2 separate regions of the Homo sapiens genome follow, and region 1 is linked to region 2. Evidence: read pairs that join two places in POLR2A ChIA-PET (ENCODE). Cell type or tissue: Panc1. All regions are shown on one strand. Each heading gives the region's core, and the rest is flanking DNA. Links, peaks and the distances in the headings are about the cores only. Region 1 has its middle 13 kb from the start of ACP7. Region 2 overlaps LRFN1 (leucine rich repeat and fibronectin type III domain containing 1).

Region 1 (2,909 bases), core at 247-2,746, 240 kb after region 2:
GCGTGCTGGGATTATAGGCGTGAGCCACTGCACGTGGCCTCCAAGCATCACTGTATCATCAGGTGGACATAACAGTTCCATAAAATCCGGAATTGAGGCCAGGGACAGACTAAACCCTCAAACAAACATGAGCTCTTATAAATATTGGCCCAACTATTTATTTATTTTTATTTTATTATTATTTTTTTTTTTTTGACAGAGTCTTGCTCTGTCGCCTAGGCTGGAGCACAGTGGTGTGATCTTGGCTCACTGCAACCTCTGCTACTTGGGTTCAAGTGATTCTCCTGCCTCAGCCTTCCAAGTAGCTGGGAATACAGGCACATGACACCATGCCTGGATAATTTTTGTTTTTTGTTTTTTGAGACGGAGTCTCACTCTGTTGCCCAGGCTGGAGTGCAGTGGCGCGATTACGGCTCACTGCAAGCTCCACCTCCCGGGTTCATGCCATTCTGCTGCCTCAGCCTCCCAAGTAGCTGGGCCTACAGGTGCCCGCCACCATGCCCGGCTAATTTTTTTTTGTATTTTTTAGTAGAGACGGGGTTTCACCTTGTTAGCCAGGATGGTCTCGATCTCCTGACCTCGTGAACCACCTGCCTCGGCCTCCCAAAGTGCTGGGATTACAGGCGTGAGCCACTGCACCCGGACTTTTTTTTTTTTTTTTTTTAGTAGAGACAGGGTTTTACCATGTTGGCCAGGCTGCTCTTGAACTCCTGACCTCAAATGATCTGCCCACCTCGGCCTCCCAAAGTGCTGGGATTACAGGTGTGAGCCACCATGCCTGGCCCCAACTATTTATTGTACCATTGTTGGGTACACCATTTTCCACTGTAGTCACATTGAGGAGTGTTGGAAGATTTTAAAGTCCTACGGGGGTGTGCTCGGGAGGCTGAGGTGAGAGGATCACTTGATCCCAGGAGACTGCAGTGAGCTGTGATCATGCCACTGCACTCCAGCCTGGGCAACGGAGCAAGACCCTGTCCCCCCCAAAAAATTGCCTTAAAAAATATCTTATTAGGCTGGACGCAGTGGCTCACGCCTGTAATCCCAGCACTTTGGGAGGCCGAGGCGGGCCGATCGCTTGAGCCCAGGAGTTTGAGACCAGCCTGGCCAACATGGCTAAACCTCGTCTCTACAAAAAATACAAAAATTAGCCAGGTGTGGTGGTGTGTGCCCGTGGTCCCAGCTATTCAGAAAGCTGAGATGGGAGGATCACTTGAGCCTGGGAGGGAGGCAGAGGTTGCAGTGAGCCAAGATCTCACCACTGCACTCCAGCCTTGGTAGATCCTGTCTGTAAATAAATAAATAAAAACCCACTGGAGAGCAAGGCTCATCCTTCTGTGTGAGGAAAGGGCAGCCTGGCCCCTGCTGTGTGAAGGATGAGCTGGGTCATATCAAGATCAAATCTGGTGTGATCTTCCCTGAGGGTCTACACTAATCCTTCCTCGTGAGTTCAGTGGGTGAGAACAGGAGTTGAGTCCTAGAGGGCACATGACTCACCACCAACTGGGGGATCTGTCAGGGCTGAAGCGTGGGTCACGCTGTGCATGGTCAGCAGGAGTGTGGTCAGCTCTGTGTATCCTACCTCCAGGAACACCCCAGCCCTCCACAGGCTCTCAGGCGTGGGCCCAGCAGCACAGTTACTAGAGGGAAACGAGTATACCCCTGGGTCCATGGCAGGTCACTCAGGGAGAACAGGCTCTCTGCCATGGTCCATGGCAGGTCTCGCAGGGAGAACAGGCTCTCTGCCATGGTCAAGGCAAGTCAAGTATAGACAGGAATGTGAGCCGGGTGTGGTGGCTCCCAGCACTTTGGGAGGCTGAGGTGGGAGGATCTCTTGAGCCCAGGAGTTCAAGAGCAGCTTGGGTGATGTAGTGAGACCCTGTCTCTGGTTAAAAAGAAAGGAAGAATGTGGTTCATGTTCACCCAGCCATACTCTCCTCAACTTAAAAAACAAAACAAAGGCCGGGTGCAGTGGCTCAAGCTGCAATCTCAGCACTTTGGGAGGCCACAGTGCAAGGTGGGCAGATTGCTTGAGCTCAGGAGTTCGAGATCAGCCTGGGTGACACGGTGAAACCCCGTCTCTACAAAAAAATACAAAAACTAGCCAGGTGTGGTGGTGTGCACCTGTCATCCCAGCTACTTGGGAGGCTGAGGTGGGACGATCATTTGAGCCCAGGAGGTCAAGGCTGCAGTGAGCTGAGATCATTATACCACTGCACTCCAGCGTGGGCAACAGAGTGAGACACTGTCTCAAAAAAAACCAAAAAACAAAAAAAACAGTACAATGGCAGTTGGCATGCTGGCGATGATTGCCCCCACATTGGCCTCATGAGTCACACGGTCCTATCTGGACTTGTTGCCCTCTAACCTTTTCTATTTTATTTTTATATAATATAAATAAATAAATAATTTGTATATTATATAATTATAGAAATATGTAGAAATAATTTTTATATAATAGAAATATTATATATTTATTTTTATATAATATTTTTATGTCTATATTAGAGAAAGGGTCTCTGTCTGTCACCCAGGCTAGAGTGCAGTGGCATGATCATGGCTCACTGCAGCCTCGAGCTCCTGGGTTGAAGTGATCCTCTTGCCACGGCCTCCCCAGTAGCTGGGATCACAGGCACACAACACCATACCCGGCCTGCCCTCAGACTGTGGTGCCCTGCTGCCATGCTGGGACCTCCTTTACTGCCATCCTGAGGTGCCTCTTCACTTCTCTCCTATGTCAGGTCCCCTGTGTCCTGGATCTCAGTGCTCCCCTTTTTCTTGGTGGTGCTCTCATTTCAGTTGAGTGCATCCTGAAGCTTTTCTTCTTTTTTTTTTTGTGAGATGGAGTCTTGCTCTGTCGCCCAGGCTGGAGTGCAGTGGCGCGATCTCGGCTCACTGCAACCTCCGCC
Region 2 (2,909 bases), core at 128-2,627:
CTGCCGAGCGGTGGGTGACCCCGAGCCGGTGGTGCACTGGGTGGCACCTGATGGGCGGCTGCTGGGGAACTCCAGCCGGACCCGGGTCCGGGGGGACGGGACGCTGGATGTGACCATCACCACCTTGAGGGACAGTGGCACCTTCACTTGTATCGCCTCCAATGCTGCTGGGGAAGCGACGGCGCCCGTGGAGGTGTGCGTGGTACCTCTGCCTCTGATGGCACCCCCGCCGGCTGCCCCGCCGCCTCTCACCGAGCCCGGCTCCTCTGACATCGCCACGCCGGGCAGACCAGGTGCCAACGATTCTGCGGCTGAGCGTCGGCTCGTGGCAGCCGAGCTCACCTCGAACTCCGTGCTCATCCGCTGGCCAGCCCAGAGGCCTGTGCCCGGAATACGCATGTACCAGGTTCAGTACAACAGTTCCGTTGATGACTCCCTCGTCTACAGGTGGGTGCGGGTGCTGCAGTCCCAGGGCCTCCTCCCAAGCCCAGGGGGACCCTCCCTCCCACCTGCCCATTCCCTTGGCCTTCTTGCTCAGCCAGGGTTCTAGATGGCTGTGAGAGCTGTTCCCGCCCTCCTTTGCCCTGTCTCCTCTCTCTATTTCTCACTGTCTCTGTTTTTCGTGCTTATAGAAAATATTCGCTGAGCACCTACATGAACCCGACCAGGGCTGGGCACTGGAGTCCTAACAGTGACTGAGCTCAGCATGAACCCTGCCCTCATGGGGCTCATGGTCGATATCACTGCTCCCCACAACAATCTGATTGTGCACCTCTTCAGTTAAACATTTTGGAGCATGAAACACACACACACATTTACAGTGACATTTATTTATTTGTTTGTTTTGAGACTGAGCCTTACTCTATTGCCCAGGCTGGAGTGCAGTGGCACGAACTCAGCTCACTGAAACCCTCCGCCTCCCGGGTTCAAGCGAATCTCGTCCCTCAGCCTCCCAAGTAGCTGGGATTACAGATACCCACCAACACACCCAGCTAAGTTTTGTATTTTTAGTAGAGACAGGATTTTACCATGTTGGGCAGGCTGGTCTTGAACTCCTGACCTCAAGTGATCCGCCTGCCTTGGCCTCCTAAATTGCTGGGATTACAGGTGTGAGCCACCGTGCCTAGCCTACAGCGACATTTATATTTATAAATTATATACCAGTACTACTGAACCAACACATTGGGTACATTACAGAAACAGAAAACAAAACGTATGAGAAAAATATGTTATTTCCACCCTCACTTGGGTTTGAAGCCATTGCCCTGGTGGGGACAGACCATACGGTGTCAACAGACATTTTAAAAAAAGAGTTATTTTCTCCCATCGCCTCCTTATTTCTCCTTTCACCTCTCTGTCTGTCTCTACCTTCTCTGCCCTCGTTAGGCACAGAGCCCCTGCTTTGTGCAAACTCCTGAGCTGGGTGCTGGGGACACAGGGAAACCACCCAGACCCTGTCCTCAGGGAGCTTATAGCCCAGTAGGTCGTGGTCCATAGTACACTATGAGTTGCAGTCCTGGCCTTGCCATGTCTCTCCATCTCAGTAGTTTTTTTTTTTCTTTTTCTTTTTTTTTTTTGGCAGGGTCTTGCTCTGTCACCCCAGGCTGGAGTGCAGTGGTATGATCATAGCTCACTGCAGCCTCAAACTTTTGGGCTCCAAGCAATCCTCCTACCTCCTGAGAGTAGCTGGGACTATAGGTGTGCACCACCACACTGGGCTAATTTAAAAAAATTTTTAGTAGAGATGAGGTCTTGCTATATTGCCCAGACAGGTCTTGAACTCCTGGGCTGAAGTGATCCTCCTGCCTTGGCCTCCCAAAGTGCTGGGATTACAGGTGTGAGCCGCTGCACCTGGCCCATCTTGGTAGTTTTTTAGTATGGCTCTCTGCCACAGAATTGTCACACAGTAGGCACTTGATAAATGGTAGTTTGCCACATGGATGTCTCTCCTTCTAGCTCTGCCTCCCTCATGCACATTGTAGAGCACCAGTTAAATGCTTCAGTCATCTGCTTGGCTTCACCTGGAGATGCCAGCGGGGCTGGAGCTGTTTCCCTACCTGTGGAGAGCCCCAGCTCCTGGCTGTCAGATCTTCACCGAGAAACCTGCCTCTTGGCCTCCATCTCTGCCTTTCCAGTGTTTTCTTGGCCATAGGTGTGGCACATAGTAGGTGCTTTCCCAGTGTTGGTTGAATGAAAAAAATGCCTCTTGGCCGGGCGCGATGGCTCATGCCTATAATCCCAGCATTTTGGGAGGCTGAGGCGGGCGGATCACTTGAGGTCAGGAGTTCAAGACCAGCCTGGCCAACATGGTGAAACCCTGTCTCTACGGAAAATACAAAAATTAGGCAGATGTGGTGGCACGTGCCTGTAATCCCAGCTACTCAGGAGGCTGAGGCAGGAGAATCGCTTGAACCTGGGAGGCGGAGGTTGCAGTGAGCGGAGATTGCGCCATTGGGTGACAGAGCGAGACTCCCTCTGGAAAAAAAAAAAAAAAAAAAAAAAGCCTCCCTTTTCTTTTGTCTCTGTCTTCCTCATTTCCCTCTCTTTTTGATTCTGGTCCCAAACACTGAGTAGATGCCTACTGTGTGCCCATCTTGTGTTGGGCCCTGGGCCTACTGAGATAGGTTAGATCCTGGCCCAGCCTTACAAACATGAGGACAAACAAATGAACAAAACACAAACCTTCACAACGAACTTCCAAGCTTGATCTTCCCAGCTCCGCTATGAAGGCGTGATGACCCCCTCTCCATTTCAAAGACAGAAAAACTGAGGTTCAGTGGGGGATGTCACTTGCCCAAGGTCACACAGAAAGTAGCAAAGCTGTCCTTTATACACTGACACACATTTGTTGGGCACCCACTGCTTGGAAGGGAGATGGATAATATATTTCTGTAAATAATTCTGAGCTT

The links. ChIA-PET counts read pairs that join two places held together with the same protein. Peaks named below come from ENCODE experiments on the same cell type or tissue, not always from the same donor. Only the 100,000 strongest peaks of a DNase experiment are listed, where the experiment ranks them.
Region 1: POLR2A ChIA-PET joins it to region 2 with 11 read pairs; 4 of 35 experiments call an interaction of 5 or more read pairs at or near these places.

The regions. Positions count from the first base shown.
Region 1 is chr19:39,069,642-39,072,550 of GRCh38, reverse strand. No RefSeq gene overlaps it. Among named protein-coding and RNA genes, the nearest start is that of ACP7, 13 kb to the left of the region's middle. In Panc1, for the core only: no CTCF peak of the experiment used is centred there; no DNase peak of the experiment used is centred there; H3K27ac peaks cover 905 bases.
Region 2 is chr19:39,311,469-39,314,377 of GRCh38, reverse strand. It overlaps LRFN1 (leucine rich repeat and fibronectin type III domain containing 1), which reads left to right. Exons shown (of 5, transcript NM_020862.2): 4 at 1-447. Among named protein-coding and RNA genes, the nearest start is that of LRFN1, 7.9 kb to the left of the region's middle. In Panc1, for the core only: no CTCF peak of the experiment used is centred there; no DNase peak of the experiment used is centred there.